2 separate regions of the Homo sapiens genome follow, and region 1 is linked to region 2. A link is a loop called in an ENCODE intact Hi-C map of the cell type or tissue named here. Cell type or tissue: A673. All regions are shown on one strand. Links, peaks and the distances in the headings refer to the core of each region. The heading gives the core; the rest is flanking DNA.

Region 1 (2,930 bases), core at 183-2,682, 91 kb after region 2:
TGGGAATTGGCAAACCTGGATTCCATCCCAGCTCTGCCGGTGAGGTACTACACAGGCTTGCTGCATCACACAGGGAGATAAGGCAAAGACACTCAGGATTGTTATTTGCCAGGCACTGCGCCAGGTATCCAACATATCCTGGAGCCTCCATTTTCCATCCGTTGATGTTTAGAGATCAGTATTTGCAAGTTGTAAAGTCCACTTAATAGGCTATGGCCAGATTTTTTTTTTTTAAATAGAAAATGTAATAGAAAAATGTAGTGTACTACATGGAAGAAGTGCAAGGATTACAAAGTAGAATTTCGTTTCAGTTATAGATGGATGTGTGTATGGAGTCATGATGTAAAATGTGTTTCACGTTGTGAGTTGCAAGTTAAAAAATTTGGGAGTGCTCATTTTGGCAGCGTATATCCTAAAACTGCAACAATACAGAGAAGATTCCATGGCCCCTGTGCAAAGATGCACAGCTATCTTGCTGTATCTTCACAAACTTTTGAAGCATCCCATCTTTTGTTTTATGTCATGTTTTTCTTAACCACAATAAGAAAAAAAAGTTTGAGAACCATGGGATTATATGCTTCCTAGGACCCATTTCCTTCTACTCTATAGCCCAGGGCTATGCAGCCTACATGTAACCTTTCTGTGACCAGCCTTTCTGTGACCTCCTTTTAGCTAATGCCATGTAATTCTGACCAATCATTTATGTTTTCAAGAGGGAGGCAGGATGTTGTACTGGTTAAAAGTACCATTTTGAATTAGCTAAGTCAATGCTTGATTGAATTTCTTCACTTATTAATTGAATGACCCAGAAAATGTACATAACCTCCATCAGCTTTAGGTTTCTTGCATGAGATGATAACACCCAGGACACATGATGGCTATAAGTTAAATGAAATGCTGTAGGAGAAACTCTTAGCACAAACCACCTTGCTCATAGAAGTGCTCGGTGTGTGGTAGCAATTATTACCTGACTTCCCACCACACCCAGATTTTAAGGTACAGTCTGTAATTTAGTGCCTGGCATATATGAAGTCATAAATTGTAAAAAAGGATTCCGGCCTGAAGCAGACTCTCATGTTGAAGAACAGCTGTTCTCTGTTGGCAGGCTCTGTTGACATACAGGTCTTGGGAGGAGAGTCAGAGCACTCTGCAAGTGTCCTCTACCTACACATCCCCTCCAGGCTTTTCCTCTGGCATGGCCAGTGAGCACTGAGACGGCAAAGGCAAAAGGAGGTGGGTCCTGGCTACAGTTTGCTCCAAGAATCAAAATGACCCTATTTCGGCGCTATCAAAATCAACAGACAGATAGATACTGGAGATCAGCTGTGTCATAAACTGGGCATCTGGCTGAAAAGGTTTCAGAAAGAAGCACAAAGAAAGAAATGAGAAAGAGCTGGTGGCCAGAACATTAAGAAACTGGGTGTGAGATTCAGACTTTAGACCAGAAATAAATGGATGTCATCAAAGTGTAAACAAATAAGCAACTCAGTAGGTCCTAATTGCCTCAGAAATAGGCTGGGAACCAAGGCATCACCTTATAAATGATTCATTTCAGGAAATACCCACTAATCAATTACTAGGGCTTCTGTGTAATAGTTTCCCCAGATTTATAGGTGGTGAACGTGTGAATTGGATCATTGATTCTAGAATGAGATAAGCAGCAATACTGGTAACCTAATCTACTTAATCCAACTAGCTACAGAGACATTAGCTGCCCTTAGTGGAAGCCAGCCAATTACTGAAGAGTGAAAAGAAATCCATTAATCATGGCAGAGCCTCACCAGCCCAATCTCCCTAGGGCATTCAGTTATGCTGAGAAGATGTTGATGGAGAAGAGGATAATGACCCATATACAGATATATGGGAAAAGGGGGAGGGGGTGATGGGGGAGGGGGAAGAAGCCTCCTGAAATTGCACAGGAAAAAAATGAGCCTTAAAATGGTAAAAACGATTAAAAGAAACATACAAATAGTATTACACAGAGGATTGTTGAAAGTAGCATTAGCTGCAAGTGTATATGCATATTTCTAAAAAGAAAACTTGGTTTGAGATTATATAGTAAAAAACAAAATGTATGTGAATAGTGTTGCCCCACCTAGAACTGTGTTGCTAACACAATGGTTTTTCAGGAAAGAAAAGGCAAGGATGCCTGGAAATAGCTGCATCTACTCAGCCCCCATCCCAAGCAATCAAATGAAGTCCAGGAAATTCCATATATAACTAGAAGAATAGACATCCTGGAGCATTTTTGCCACAGTTAAGATTAGCGGAAACAGACCCCCATCAAAGCTAGTAACAAAGAAGAACTAAAGGTGAACAAACTGTGGTGGGTCCCCCTGCCTCTCTCCTGAAAAGGTGGTAGCCACGCAGGCCGGATGGATGCAACTAGGGCATGGGCAGTTGCCTTGGCTGTGCTAACAGTCTTTTGTTGTGAGCCCACCCCCATTCAACAGCAACACAGGGGAACCTACTTCTCCAAGGAAATAATGAAAACAAAGGTGGCCAGAGCTCAGCGTATCCTCCTGATTCATCCTTACAATCCCTAGAAGTGGTTGTTAAATAGCAACGGTTTATGATTAGCACTTTTGGGATCTTGTTTGAGAAATCCTTCCCTCTCCAGAGGTCATAAAGATATTCCCCTATATTTTTTCTAAAGTAAAATTTTTCCTTCTCTGTGGAATTAAGAGACACAAAAAGCACAAAGCAAAAGGAAGAGATTAATACATTTCACTTCATTAAAATAAAGGACTTCTGTTTACCAAAAATACCACAAGGAGAGTAAAATGGTCAGCCTCAAAGTGGAAGAAAACCTTTACACTACATCTAACTGACAAAGAAGGGATTAGGACCTGGAATATATAAAGAATGACTATAACCCATTGAAAGATGCGCCCAAAACATGATTAGGTAATTCACAAAAGAAATATAAA
Region 2 (2,930 bases), core at 315-2,814:
AAGTGAGTTGCTTTTAAGCCTGGGGTGTTTCCTAGCGTAGTAGTAACGGCAGGCCGGTCGCCCTGAATATAATGGTGAACTTGCCCTTTTGGAGTGCATTACTTGCTTAATTGGATTGGGCTGTAATTGGTGCCATCAAATTCTAGAGACAGAGGCACTGTTGTTTTTCCTTCCCGTCTTTGAGCTGGAAGGGTAACAGTGCACAAATTAATTAATATTGGTTATGGGATTTGAACATAGAAGGGCTTTTTATTGAGTAGTAGCATGTGTACCTCTTACAGTTATTTCTTTAGAACTTTCTGAAGAGTCCAGCTCAAGCTTGCCAATGAAAACGAATGACATTTAATGGAGCAAAAACAAAAAACAAAAAACTATGTTGGTCTACAAATATGAATTTGAAGTTATTGAGAGCCTTGTTGAATAGATTTTTGTTGTAAACGTGTCTCTAGAATAGTATGGCATAGTCTCAGCTTCCTATGAATGAAGGACATACCTTTTCTTTTTTAAAATATTTGTTACACAGGAAAGTGTGTCTAGAATGTGATCTGTGGCAATAAATTATGAGAGACCTTCAAGAGTTTCTGATTTTGGTAGCCGAGTGGGCACAGTTTATTGAGAATCATTTTTACTGCCATTTGTTTTCTCACAAGAATGTGCCCAAATAATGGTTTTTTTCTCATTTGGATGGCAGTGTGAATTGTACATCATGTTTTCAGCATCTTTCTCAACCTAGTGTTCCCCAGTCAAGTTTGAAATCTGTGTTATCCAAATGAATTGTTTTCATTTTCCTTTTCTTAGACAAAGTGGGACTCCAGGTTTCATTTTGCTTTTAAACATTTTGGTTTTTTGTTTGCCTGTTTTGGGGGCAGTTATTTCTTTCATATTAAAAAGTACTGTGCAGGCTGGGTGCAGTGGCTCATTCCTGTAATCCCAGCACTTAGGGAAGCAGAGGCAGGAGGATCGCTTGAGTCCAGGAGTTCAAGAAGTGCCTGGGCAACATAGCGAGACCCCATTCTCTATTTAAAACATAAATGTAACCCCCGTTCCACGCACAAAGTACTGTGCAAATTAATTAAACATGACCACCCAGACCAGCAACTGTCCAAGAGTGGCCCATAGACCATCTGTGGTAGGATAATTTGAAATGCTTGTTAAAATGCAGATTTGTAGACCCAGGGATATTCTGACAGAGTCTAAAGTCTTAAGAACAAAACTGTTCTAAACATAAGTCAGTACCAATGCCAGTTAATTTCTGAGATATATTGATATAACTTAGTTTCCAGTTTTTTAAAAACCATATTATTGACTTAAAAACCATGATATTGACCAGTTATGTCAGTAACTTATTTTGCACATCTGTGTGGTGTGTGAGAACATGTGCAGTCACTTATTCATTTTGCCTGCATTTGTTCATATTGGGATCCTCAGATTCAATGCACTGGATGTTTGCACTGGGTATTTACTTATACTCTCTCTATTTATTCCGTCTCATACTTCGTCCTATTTGTTCATACTCTCTTATTTGCCCAGCAAGGTCAATGCCAGTTTAGGCCTAGGGAGTCATTTTTTCTTAGTTGATATGACTTAGAAAGCTTGGGAGCCTGCCCAACATCAATTACTTTTTTAAAGCTGGTATTTTCTAGGTCTTGATATTTATTAAGACCCTAGCATAGTGGACAATTTTTCTTTCTCTCATGCTTTTTCAACACCTCATAGCTCTTCACATTTAGTTGACAGAGAATTCAGTTATCTTGCTGTAGAGTGACCCATGGTGAGGAATCTATGCCATGGTACTTTTCTGGTTCTTATCCCTTATAGGTAAAGACAAGTTTCTTATGTCTGAAGCTTGATGTCAGGATGAGTTCAGGGCTTTGATGAATAAGTTCAGATCTCCCAATTGTAATTCATTAGCATTGCACTTAAAAAAATTTATATACGTTTTTAAAAAAGGGTAATGCTAATGAATTACAATAGAGAGAAAAGTACATTAGTTTGCATGTATGTGTGAAACTGGGAAAATTTTTCACGAAAATATTCATATACTTTTTAAAAAAAGGGTAATGCTAATGAATTACAGTAGACAGAAAAGTATATTAATTTGCACATATGTGTAAAATTGGGAAAATTCCACACATACATAAAAGTATATTAATATGCATGTATGTGTGGAATTGGGGAATGTTTTCTCTTCCTCAGTTTCTCTCCCTTGCTTTTAATGTACAGTCTTTATGAGCCATTATTTCAGCTGTGGCAGTTTGGTTACCAGGGGAAGCGCACTAGAAAATTGATAAAGGAAAATGAGACAAGGTCATAGATTCTCTCACTCCCTTCAGGGTACGTAGATGAACTATATAAAAATCCGTCTAAGTGGGATTCGTTAATCAGCAATTTAGTCAAATGTGTACATCCTATGTTCTATAAGAAATGTCAGTGGGTCCTTTCCCAAGGGAGTGAGATCATCAGATGAAGGTTCATTTGGTTTCAATGTCCCGTATCCTTTTGTAAGACCTTGAAGTTGGCAATGCAGGAAAACAGGAACTCCACCCTAGCTCCATGAATTGCAGAACTGTTGTGTTGGTTTATGACCATCTGCCCATTCTTCCTGTTATGACACAGCTTGTGAACTTTTACTGAGAATGGTGAAAAGTAAATTCCCAGTTTTATACAATGAATTGCTGAAGAGGCCTTTTAAAGTATAGAGTATGCATTGTTTATGGAAGGTGTTTCCTATTAGGTCTAACTCAGTGGCAACTACATTCATTTATTTAATTTGTTTCTAGGTTTGCCTAGTGTTTCTCTTGATCTGCCCAGGCTCAGCATACAAAAAGACATACTTACAATTAAGGCTAATACAACTCTTCAAATTACTTGCAGGTAAGGATTCATTCTAGATCTAGATTTCTTGTGTTAAGTAACTGATTGTTTATTGA

What was found. A loop is a pair of places that touch in the nucleus more often than their neighbours do. Peaks named below come from ENCODE experiments on the same cell type or tissue, not always from the same donor. Only the 100,000 strongest peaks of a DNase experiment are listed, where the experiment ranks them.
Region 1: a loop joins it to region 2, with 2.7 times the contacts of the local background. A loop is called at or near these places in 1 of 110 quality-filtered maps.

The regions. Positions count from the first base shown.
Region 1 is chr4:55,029,530-55,032,459 of GRCh38, reverse strand. The region is part of intron 1 of LOC124900703 (a long non-coding RNA gene); the gene reads left to right. It also overlaps the pseudogene RNU6-410P. Among named protein-coding and RNA genes, the nearest start is that of KDR, 95 kb to the left of the region's middle. In A673, for the core only: no CTCF peak of the experiment used is centred there; a DNase peak (open chromatin) is centred at 1,739; H3K27me3 peaks cover 397 bases.
Region 2 is chr4:55,121,041-55,123,970 of GRCh38, reverse strand. KDR (kinase insert domain receptor) reads left to right here. Exons shown (of 30, transcript NM_002253.4): 2 at 2,781-2,874. Among named protein-coding and RNA genes, the nearest start is that of KDR, 3.1 kb to the left of the region's middle. In A673, for the core only: no CTCF peak of the experiment used is centred there; no DNase peak of the experiment used is centred there.